2 separate regions of the Homo sapiens genome follow, and region 1 is linked to region 2. A link is a loop called in an ENCODE intact Hi-C map of the cell type or tissue named here. Cell type or tissue: CD4-positive, alpha-beta T cell. All regions are shown on one strand. Links, peaks and the distances in the headings refer to the core of each region. The heading gives the core; the rest is flanking DNA.

Evidence for each region. A loop is a pair of places that touch in the nucleus more often than their neighbours do. Peaks named below come from ENCODE experiments on the same cell type or tissue, not always from the same donor. Only the 100,000 strongest peaks of a DNase experiment are listed, where the experiment ranks them.
Region 1: it touches region 2 in a loop (4-fold over the local background); 5 of 110 quality-filtered maps call a loop at or near these places.

The regions. Positions count from the first base shown.
Region 1 is chr10:109,881,194-109,886,578 of GRCh38, forward strand. It overlaps XPNPEP1 (X-prolyl aminopeptidase 1), which reads right to left. Exons shown (of 21, transcript NM_020383.4): 8 at 5,053-5,148; 9 at 2,874-2,955; 10 at 1,239-1,449. Among named protein-coding and RNA genes, the nearest start is that of XPNPEP1, 40 kb to the right of the region's middle. In CD4-positive, alpha-beta T cell, for the core only: a CTCF peak has its summit at 3,146 (motif pointing right); a DNase peak (open chromatin) is centred at 3,158.
Region 2 is chr10:110,545,287-110,550,671 of GRCh38, forward strand. It overlaps the pseudogene RPL7P35. Among named protein-coding and RNA genes, the nearest start is that of SMC3, 20 kb to the right of the region's middle. In CD4-positive, alpha-beta T cell, for the core only: CTCF peaks have their summits at 2,098 (motif pointing left) and 2,299; a DNase peak (open chromatin) is centred at 2,065.

The DNA of each region.
Region 1 (5,385 bases), core at 146-5,145, 660 kb before region 2:
TGCTGGCTGCCTGCCGTCAGCAAGACATTGCTTTCCAAGCCACTGTGGTTGTGGTTAGAGTTCACTAACACTGAAAGCTTGACCGAAATCACCCTTCTCTTGCTGTACAAAGGGGGCTTTTTCTCCCTGTCTAGCCATGCACATGACCTGATGAGTGAGGTCTCCTGCTCCCTCCCTTCCCGCCCAGTGGTCCTATCTCAGCTACTGATAATAATCTGATCTTGAAGGGCTGGAGAAGACCCTTTCCAATTTGAGAACAAGTTAGAATCCAGCAGAGGGGCCTCAGCACACCTGGCACTTGCACAAAGCTTCTAAAATTGCTTTTGTGATCTTATCTCCTTTTCTCTTTCTCTCCAGAGAGAGAGGAGAGAGAGAGAGGAGGAGTCACACTGTGTGTGATGATGGCAGGGGTACAATGGCAAGCCAGATCTAGAGAGCCAGGCCTGGATTCTTCCCAGGATGCCCCACTGCTCAGTGGAGAAGAAAGGACATCACTGGGCTTGCCAAAGGCCACTTGGCAGCCAGAGGCCCAGGGGAGGACAGTAGAAAAGCCTACCTCTAAAGAGGCCTGGATTCCAGTCCCATCCCAGACCCTAATGAAAATGAGGCAACAAGTGTCAGCTGCTTAGCACTGCCCAGCAAGGGCTCAGTAAAGGGCAAGGCTATCACTATCACTTGAATTTGACAAATCCCCAAATCCCCAACTCCCCAATCCTCTCTGAGCCTCAAGTGTCCTTAGCTATAAAATGTGGTGCGGCAGAAGGAGGGGGTAGAGAAGCATTTCCCAAGCTTCAAGCATTCTTATACCACCTGCACAGCTTTTACCCTAGCTTCTTAACTGCTGTACCCTTATTCACTTAGTACTTTACTTTAGACCATCTTTAAATCAGCTTTATTAAATTCAACTTTATTTTAAATAATTATATCATGAACTCATGCTAGTTATGTTTTTTCTATTATATGCTAAATGCTGTTAAAACAGATATATTTAAGCAAACCTAAATAATAATGTGTACCACCTAAAATAATCTCTCATGCCACACTCTGGAAAACACAAGACTCAACAAGCAATAAGGGCCCTCAGGCTCTTGCTATGGCTCCAGCTTTAAGGCCTCATCCATGGAGACCACAGTTCTGATCCAACAGGCAGCCTCAGAAATCTGCCTGTGCTCCAAAGACAATACCAGAACTGGGAAGGGGGTGGCAGAGTTTAGATGGGCCAAAGTGGGGTCACCAACCTTGGGGATGGTCTCGCTCACAGCATAGCTGGCCTTGTCACTGACCCACACCTTCTCCCTTGGGGAGAGGTCAGCACACAGGGCCTTGAGCTCGCTCAGGATGGACTTGTAGGGATGCACCTGGATCCTGTATTCGGCTTCCAGACCCAAGTCAAGAAGCAGGTGCTCCTTCACACTGGGGGCGTCTATGCGGTCACCATCAATGAAGAGCCTGCAGATGGAGGAGAGGTGGGTGGCAGAAAAAGGAGGGAACATGAGTGAGAGGTGGCAACACAGACACACATACACATCAGGCTCTGTTTCCTGGCAACCAAAACCAAGCCCCTTTTCTCTCCTCCCCACTCCTTTCCCAAATCCTGCCCTCCAAGGTGCATTCCCTGCCCCCATCCACCCAATCTGCCAAGCCAGAAATCTGGGCAGTGTCCTCCTTCACTGATGACCCTCTTCCCGTCCTTCATTAAGACCTTGGGACCCACAGCCTAAATCTCCATCTAATCTGTCCAGCTCATCTACAGCCTCGCCCAGTCACCACTCAGGTTCAGGTCCCACCATCTCTCACTTGGGTTAGTGCCACAGCCTCTAAGTCTTTCCCCATCTACCGATGTTTCAGTCATAATATTCTTTACAACTTGTACATCTAACATGTGGTTCCCTCTGAAAAATTCGTTCAATAGCTTCCCACTATTCTTGTTCAGAAAAAGAACCCAAGCTCCTGAATGTGGCCCACAAGGCCTCTCTTTTCTGTGGCCCCTGCTCACATTCTGGCCTCACTATGTTCTGACCTCACTGAACCACTTCAGGTCCTCCACATGCACTGTGCTCTCTACTGTCCAGAGTCTCTGAAAATGCTGTTCCCTCTGCTTGGATCATGGTTCCCCGCCCCTCCTCACCCTGCCATTCACCTAACTCACCCACATTTATCCTTACTCTCTGCTTCAAAATATTACTTTCCCCAAGAGTCTGCTCTGATCTCCAAGTCTAGGTCAGGCCCCTCTCGTAACACCTGTATCTGTCCCACAAGCAGACTGGTGCCCACTTATGTGCCCAAATACTTTAGAAAGAGGACATGCTCATCTCCCCAACTCCAGCCAAGGACCCCGTCCTGTTTCAGTCACCCTAGCACCTAACAGAGACCCTTAGCACATCACCAGCACTTAATAAATGTGTTGTCTTAATGCAAAAAGCTATTGAAATAGAACAGTAATGAAAAGAAGGCCACACGAAATGCTTTGAAAAAATAAACTGACAATTCAACAAAGCGTAGTTGGAGGGGTTTTCCCATATTATTTTTGACCTTCAAAATGACTGGGTTTATTTGCATTGTGGACCCAGAATTGTATAATTGAGCATATATACCCCTTAACACTGGCTGCTAGAAAACTTGACATCAAATGGGTGGCCCGAACTATAGACACTTTCATGCGTTTCAAACCATTTTGGGGGCTCAAAGAGAGGCAGGATATAAATAAACACCTACTGCTAAGGAAAACAAGAAGGGAAAATGTTAAAAGGGCAAGAAAAAAGAAGCACATCAGTGAAATATCAGGCAGTGATGGGTGGGCCAGGACCAGAAAGGGCACACTAGGGCTCTGAGGAGCTCTGGAAGGGAGTTCCAGATGCAGGGCAAACACTCACATGATCGTCTCTAGTCCTATGATTGCGTAGGAGAAAAATACTGGATTGTGCTCCACATCTGATCCTCGGAGATTAAATAGCCCTAGAAAAGAAATCAAAATCCCTGTCACCTGTCTGACTTAAGATGTTAAGGGGTCGCTTGTAGCGGGAGGGAAGAGCTTCAGCTTGGAGTCCAGCTGCTGCGCAAGGATTCAGTGGAATCGCACAGAAAGGCTGGAAGCCTGACTCCCGTCTGGTTCCACCTCTGAGCTGCAATTGCTCATGTCCACCACGTGATGGCACCAGAGCTGTTTCTCAGGCTTCCACATCACTGCCCGGAGAAGGGAATAAAAGCTATTAGTTGAAATCCTGAGAACTGCCCCCACAAGGAGTTGAAATGATCCGCCTAGTGGTGACCTGCCAGGCCTGGCCTTGAAGCCGACAAACCTCTGGCGCTCCCAAATAAAAAGGAAGGAGACGAGCACTCTCTCCCTTCTGAGGCAGATGACCTAGGGTAGAAAAACTGAGACCCTCCCACAAGGGAAGCCAGGCAAGCCTCCTCTGTAAGGGTCAGTGAGCCCCATGGAGACGGAGCTTCCTGTCAGAGGTGGAAAGAAAAGCAGTGAGTCAGCAAGGCTGCAGCTCACCAATGAAATCAGAGCCTGCAGCCCACCCATGGGTCTGCTCTGGCACCACGACTGGGTGGGGGACCTGCGGACAGCCAGTAACAGTGATGTTGCTGAACGTCTGAGAACTAGACAGACCAGGAGAGAGCACAGTTCTGGTCCCAGGACTTCCAGCTTCCGTCACTTGTTCTCATGAGGATCAGAGCAAAAAAACGCCTGGGCATTAAAAGTATAACCTCTATTTTAAAATAATGGCTTCTTAAAGTGATGAGGCACCATTTTTTACCTATCATACTAGCACTTCTTTAAAAATGACAGTACCTGGTGTTCAGGTGTGGCAAGACAGACAAATTCAAATACAAAGGTGCAAACTTTCTGGCAGACAAAGGGCAAGATGAGTCAAAAGCCCTAAAAGCCAACCAGAAATAGGAAGAAAATTATCAAACACTAAGACATGGATTCATGAACCAAGATTTTGATGGTAGCATCATAATAAATTACAGGATTACTGCAAATAACCCAAAGGTCATCCTTAGGGAAACAGTTAAATAAATTATGGTATAACCACATGATGGAGTATTTAATACTCACTTAAAATTATGCTTGTATATGCTTATAGTGTACTGATACAGTGAAAAAATCAGGCTATAAAATGATATATGCATAGAATATTGACACTGATTATCTCTAAGTAACAGAATTTATACGTGATTTTTTTTTTCTTCTTTTTACTTCCTCTGCATTTTCCAAGTTTTCTATCATGGGATTGTGTTTTTGTTACAATCAGGGAGAGAGAAAAGTTTTACAGGTGTTTTTCTCTGACGTTGAGATCATTAAGTTAATTAGGGATGTAAGTCACTGACACACTTGACAATGTTTTGTGGATGGAAGATGCAGGGACTGAAGAGAGAGGACACTGCAGTAGGGTCTCATTCTCTAGTGAGAAGGCAAAAAGATAAAGCAGTGCCTCTTCTCAGTTGCCCTGGGTCAAATCCACTCAGAAACCAGAAGACAGGACAGGAAGGTTCAACCAGATTCCGTCAGGTTTTAGATGAAAGAAGGTGCTGAACAACTGCATGAAGGTGGGTTAAGGTCCAAAGACTGAGAAACTACTATTACATCAAAGGGCTTGGGGAGGAACTTTTAGTTCCTAGTTTTCTGAGGTAGAAATGCTCCCAGAACATTCTCACTATAAAGACCTTAGGAAACCACAGGACAAGTGTAAAGAAAGAAGGCCTCTCCTATGAGCCCACTTCTACACCTACAGAGGCTGACAGACATAAAATATTTGTAGGAAATGCCCTTCCTCAGAGGTGCCATGGTCCTGAGGGACTGGCCAGAGGTGGGCATCACCCAGCTGTAATACTGCTCTGGACAAGCCTCACTCCCCTCCCCAGCTCCCTGTAATTCTTTCTCCTTCATCCTAGTTGGCATCTCCTATACCCATTTGGTGACGTAGTCTTCTTCTTATTCCCTGGCCACTCAGAAAGTTGAATGGCATGAACACACAGATACCCAGAGACCCAAAGGAGAGATCGGGTAACATGCCCAAACAGCGAAACCAGAGCACTCACACGCAATCTCATCCAAGGCAGTGACCACAAACCACATGACGTTCCTCTCAGCCATTTTCAACCGAAGGTCTGCAACCTTGTCCTTCCAGGAGATGCCTGCAAGAAACAAATGTGCTTTAACTCCAGCCCTGGTCCCAGAAAGCAGTAGGAACCCAGTGAAAGAACCTACCCTAAACATCTTTAATCAGCACCATTTCTTACAGGAGCACGCTACTTAAACAGGCAGGAGGCCTGGATTCAAGCCCTATACAAGAAGTGTCCAAGCCACTTGACTGTCGTGAGCCTTGATTGCCTCACCAGTAAAATTCATTCATTTACGCATCCCACAAATGC
Region 2 (5,385 bases), core at 58-5,057:
AATATAAGCATACTACTTATCTACTTGAGAGCCTCTTGATTAGGGCCATGATTGCAGGACATAATAATAAACATTTATGGGACACTTCAAAAGAAAACATAATCCTCATGCCAGCACTGGGAAGGAGGTACTATTATGATCTTCATTTTACAGACTAGGAAACTGCAGCAGAAAGAAAAAAGCTAAGTAATGTGCCCAAGGTCAGGAACTGGATTTGAGTTGAGAGCTGCTTGACTTCCAAGCTTGCATTGTGAAGGTGAGCATGAACTCCTTGAGGGCTGCAATTTTAAAGTTAGAACCAAGTTTGACTCTGGACAACCACAGAGAGGAACAAAAAAATGAACATTTTACTGGACAATGCAATATGCCAGGTTCTGGTGCCAGGTGCTTAACATAACTCAGGTAGTCCTCAGAACAACCTGGTTGTTCCGTTTCACAGATGAGAAAACGGAGGTTTAGAGAGACTAAGTGAGTTTCCCAAAGTCTACTGGGAGAGCCAAAACTGGGTATAATTCCACAATTCATCAACTTTCCACTATTACTAAGCTGCTGGGCCTCAGTTCTCTCATTTGAAAAGATGGAGTCCAGCTCAGCTTTTTTTTTTTTTAAACAACATTAAGTGTGTGCTTATTGTGTGCCAGGCACTGTGCTAAGAACTTCACATTTATTATGTAATTTCATCCTCATAACATTCCCTGAGGTGCTATATACTATTAGTATTATTTCTACTTTACAAATAGAGAAACTGAGGCTCAGACAGACATATGTTGTTACACAGCGACTCTGAGGCCCAGCCCGAGTTTAACTGAAGCTTGTTAGAATCATAAGCCAGACTCTTGCCTATTTTCCTGTGCGGCCTCCAGCAGTCTCTGGCAGCCTTTGGAGTGAGGACATCCTGTGTTCCTCCAGAATCAGAACAAGGCTGGGATGGACGTGGGATGAGTTCCTCAGTGCGTGGGCCTCTCTTCCTTTGGATTTCAAAGACTCACTTCAGTGAAGTCCTGTCAAAGTCAAAAGGTGACATTGAATGGACAGTCGGCCCAGGCTCAGAGTCCAGTCCTGGCACCTCAAGGGCTTGGCTATTTCCTCTGATCCTGTTGTCAAGGCAACCTTGGATCCCTTTGTGGTTCTGTGGTTATTCTCCCTCTTGTGTCCTTGTCTTCCTACGGTTTCAAGAGAATACTTTAGAGACAGCGGCTCCAAATGGCCTACTTGTCACTGATTGAAGGAGATGCTGACTTGAGATAAAAACAGTTCCTAGGACCCTTCAAGGCCTCAACTAGAAAAGGCAATTCTCTGTAAACACGTTGAGGGCAGAGGTTGTCTGTCTTATCATAGCTGTACCCCAGCACCTCACAGGATGCCTGGAACAGAGTAGGTGCTCAGTTAACATTAAGCAAATACATGAATGAATGAATGAATGAACTGATTATGCAAACGAGCTCCCTAAGCTTTTCAGGGGTTGAAAAACTGGGGCAGAGTGATGGGCTAAGATATGTGGCAGAACTAAGAATAAAAGTGCATGTGTGTGTGTGAGTGTGGGTCCCACGGCAAAGGCTCCACAACCCCTGTGATGCATTGGCCTGTGTACCTCCACCTCTCCTCTCCACGTCTTGTGAGCTAGAGCTGTTGGTTGGGTATAGACAGTTCCTGCCCACGCCAGGCTAAAGAAGCAATCTCTCTCTCTTTCTCTTCCTCCCACCCCCGTAAATTGTGGCAAAATACACATAACACAAAATTTACCATCTTAAGCATTTTTAAACGTATGTTGATGTTATTATGCAACTAATCTCCAGGACTCTTCATCATGCAAAGCTATCTCTTTAATCTTGTGTCCATCCCAATTTTACCTACTATTTTGAATTTTAGCTACAAATAGACCCTGGGTTTTGACCTCTGTATTGAGTCTTAGTGTGTTACAGGACAGTATTGGCGACCAACAAATGTTCACTGGGTAATTGATCTTACTCTGTGTTTTATTTTTTTCCTGCGTGCTTCAATTTCTCGGTTTACAAGCAATTTTGGCTTTGTGATGCATCCCACAATTACAAGAACTTCTTCACCGCCCTCTAGTGGTAAAGATGAAGATGTGACACTCAGAATAACCATTCGCCTTTCCTGCTGATGTTGAACATGGCCCCTTTTTTTCTGATAACTCGCTGGACTTTATATAATCCAAAATTGTGATTGCTCCAAAGTTGGCAGTTCATCCTCACTTTACAGATAAAGTTGACCTGTAGAACAGTGCTTCTCAAATTGGCTGGCGAAGAACCAGTTTTTAAAAGAATTTTAATCTGCAAACCAATCCATTGTACAATAAAAATGAATTATTAATACTGGACACATTACATTAAAAAACAAAGATATACAAAATTGAACCAAATTTTATTATCATATTCAACAGACAAAATTGCATTTCAATAAATATAATCAGAATAAACATAACGGGAAAAATAATTGCAAAATCTGTACATGTTTATTGAATGTGTGTATTATATGATTAATATATAAATTGCTATTGCATTTATAATTTTTGTTGTTCTGCAATTATAACTAAATGAAAAATTTTGAGTAAAATAGTGTTTCTCTACTTTGAATGAACACCATGCATATAAATATTGAGCATTCTTAATGGACAAATACACAAGTTATGGCTTGCCAACCTATCTAACCCAGCCAGAATGGACTATAATGCTACTTGCAAAGTAGAATGTGTGATGAGATTGCTTCTATTTTTGTTGTTGTTGTTGTTGTAATTTAATAAAGAATAATTATTTTATTTATTTGTTTACTTATTTATTTATTTTAGAAATGGGATCTCACTGTGTCACTGAGGCTGGAGTGCAGTGGCAAGATCATAGCTCACTGAAGCCTCCTGGGCTCAAGCGATCCTCCCGCCTCAGGACTGCCCCCCTCCGCCACCCCCATCCCCTGCCTGTAGCTAGGAAGGACTGCAGGCACGTACCACAGCACCTGGCTTCTATATTTTGTTTTAATAAGAGGTTAGTGGAGAACCAGTCTCACAGAGCTTTGTTAACGGGAAAGGAAAAAGAGATTTTAAGACAATTTTAGGAAGCTCAGGATTTCCATCTTTCACTTTTATTCAAAATGAAGCAAATGATTCTGTATTTTCAAAATTCGTCAATTATTCAATTGCCAGTTCCAACAGTTTATCCTGTAGAGTTAAATTGTCTTTCAATGAAAGCAACAGATTATGGATCTATGAATTTCCCATGCACGAATCTTCTTTTGATGGAAATAAAATGTAAATGTCCCATAACTTGTTTGACCATAACATTTTACAGATATGCAATATCAAGATTATCACTAACATCACTGATAATTGTTGCTAAACTATGGGGCATGTTGTAACAGTCTCTGGATATTCTGTTCTTCCAAGCTTCTGTCATTTTTGCCCTTCAATCTTCTTTGCCATTGAAAATCATGCTGCATTTTTTCTCCCTGCTTAGAAGTAGTAAAAGCATTTAAAATGCCAAAAATATCACACAAAGAAGCATGCCTATTGTCCCAAACCACATTGGGACCTTATAAAGATGTTTGTTTTACTTTCTAGGAACACTAAGAGTTTGTTTCACAGTCAAACATTCCTAATAGTACTTTTCTCTTCAGTAAGCATCGTATCTCACCTACAACAGTTGTTTATGATCAGCTTCCATATGAACACATATTATAATAAAGAGAATAATCTCGAATTTCATGCATTATCCTTTGCATAACTATTTTTTTGCTATGTAACTACACAACTAGACACTGTTTAATTCAGCTAACATTTTTTCATTGTAAAACTTTCCTGATTAAAAAAAGCAGTGCATTGATTTACATTCTTCAAACTTAGTATGCTTTTCTGTCAATGAAGCTGCACATTAAAGCATCTTCCTACAGCAGTCTTAAACCACATTCCTTGACAGTGTAATCCTTTATAGTTTTATACATTTAGGACTAGTTGTGCTTGTCATCAATGAAACTGAAAAAAATTCTTCCACTATGTTTGAATTGCATATATACTACATTAATTGTCATTTTAGCAGTATGTGGGCATTCAATAACTTGCAATGAAAACGACTTTGCTAGCCGTGTATCTGTGAGTTAATCTGCCATGTCATTAGCTAGTTACTGAATTCGTCTAGTTATGAAAAACGACATTTGAGTTACTTTATTTGCCACAGTCACCCATAATTTCAAAGATCTTTGATACAGTCTTGTGCTAAAGTCTTCTTTTTTAAATTTTCGCATCCCCAAATGCTGCTTTATAAGATGCTCATACATTACTAATGTTTATATGTGAAATATTGAACATCTGTTCTTATGAGTTTTTTAAATTCAACATTCTTTCAAGGTATTCTTTAGGTTTTGAATTTACTTCTTTTGTTTTCTATGTAAATGCTACATAAGGTTGATGGTCTTATGAGCTTTATTAGCTAGCATATCTCTACAAATAACATACTATAGTTTTAGAATATTAGTGTCAATTATGGCTACAAAACTGAACTCAATATGTGAGGAATTATACTTCTGAGTAAAACTAGTACAAACTCTTTTCGTAGTAGTTTAATTTCCTTGGAATCACTTCCATAGACATCATCTGTTTTACTATTGGTGCTGCTGTGCATTAGCAAAGGTGTGTCTTTTCTTGATGAAAACAAGTCTAGTGAAGTTTGCTTTGTCACCTCTAAATTACAGTTAAAAATTATTATGAAAGTCTGCTTCCTAATTTAGCTAATATTTTTGTTATTTATTTTTTCAATTTGAAAGCAATCACTGTTTATTAACTGATCAGATTACAGAAATAATTGTGGCACACACCATAGTTCATCCTTCTAAGGAGCTTTTTGATCTGGTTGTCCCTGTTGCCAGCATCTCCACCTTCTACAAAATAGGTGGTCTTTTCCTTCATTCCTCCTCATGGAGAAGATAATTTGAAAGGCCTGAGGAAGTTATTTGCTTCTTTGAAGCATTTTCCAACAGCACAGACCTCATGAATCAGATCCTCTGCACAGATGATTCCATATTTACCAAGAGATCAAGCCATCAAAGTGTTATCTGTCAAGACAATTTGCTTCATATTGATTTTGCTGTAACCACACTTGGAGACTAGTTCATTTACTGAATTCAGGTTCGGAGACTCTCATGCAATATATGGTTCTACAATCCTCAGCATGTAAATTGAAGCACTGTTGAACTTAACAAAGTTTCTGATGAAGATCTGACAAGGCAAAGAAGCTGCCACACCTTTCGGACCCTTGGGCTGCCACCACTGAGACCTCTGATCCTAATGATCAATGCCAATTTGGGTTCTGCAGGTACACAGAAGTTGCCAGCTTTTCTTGCCATTCTAGCCATTCATATCTCAGTTCTATACATCTG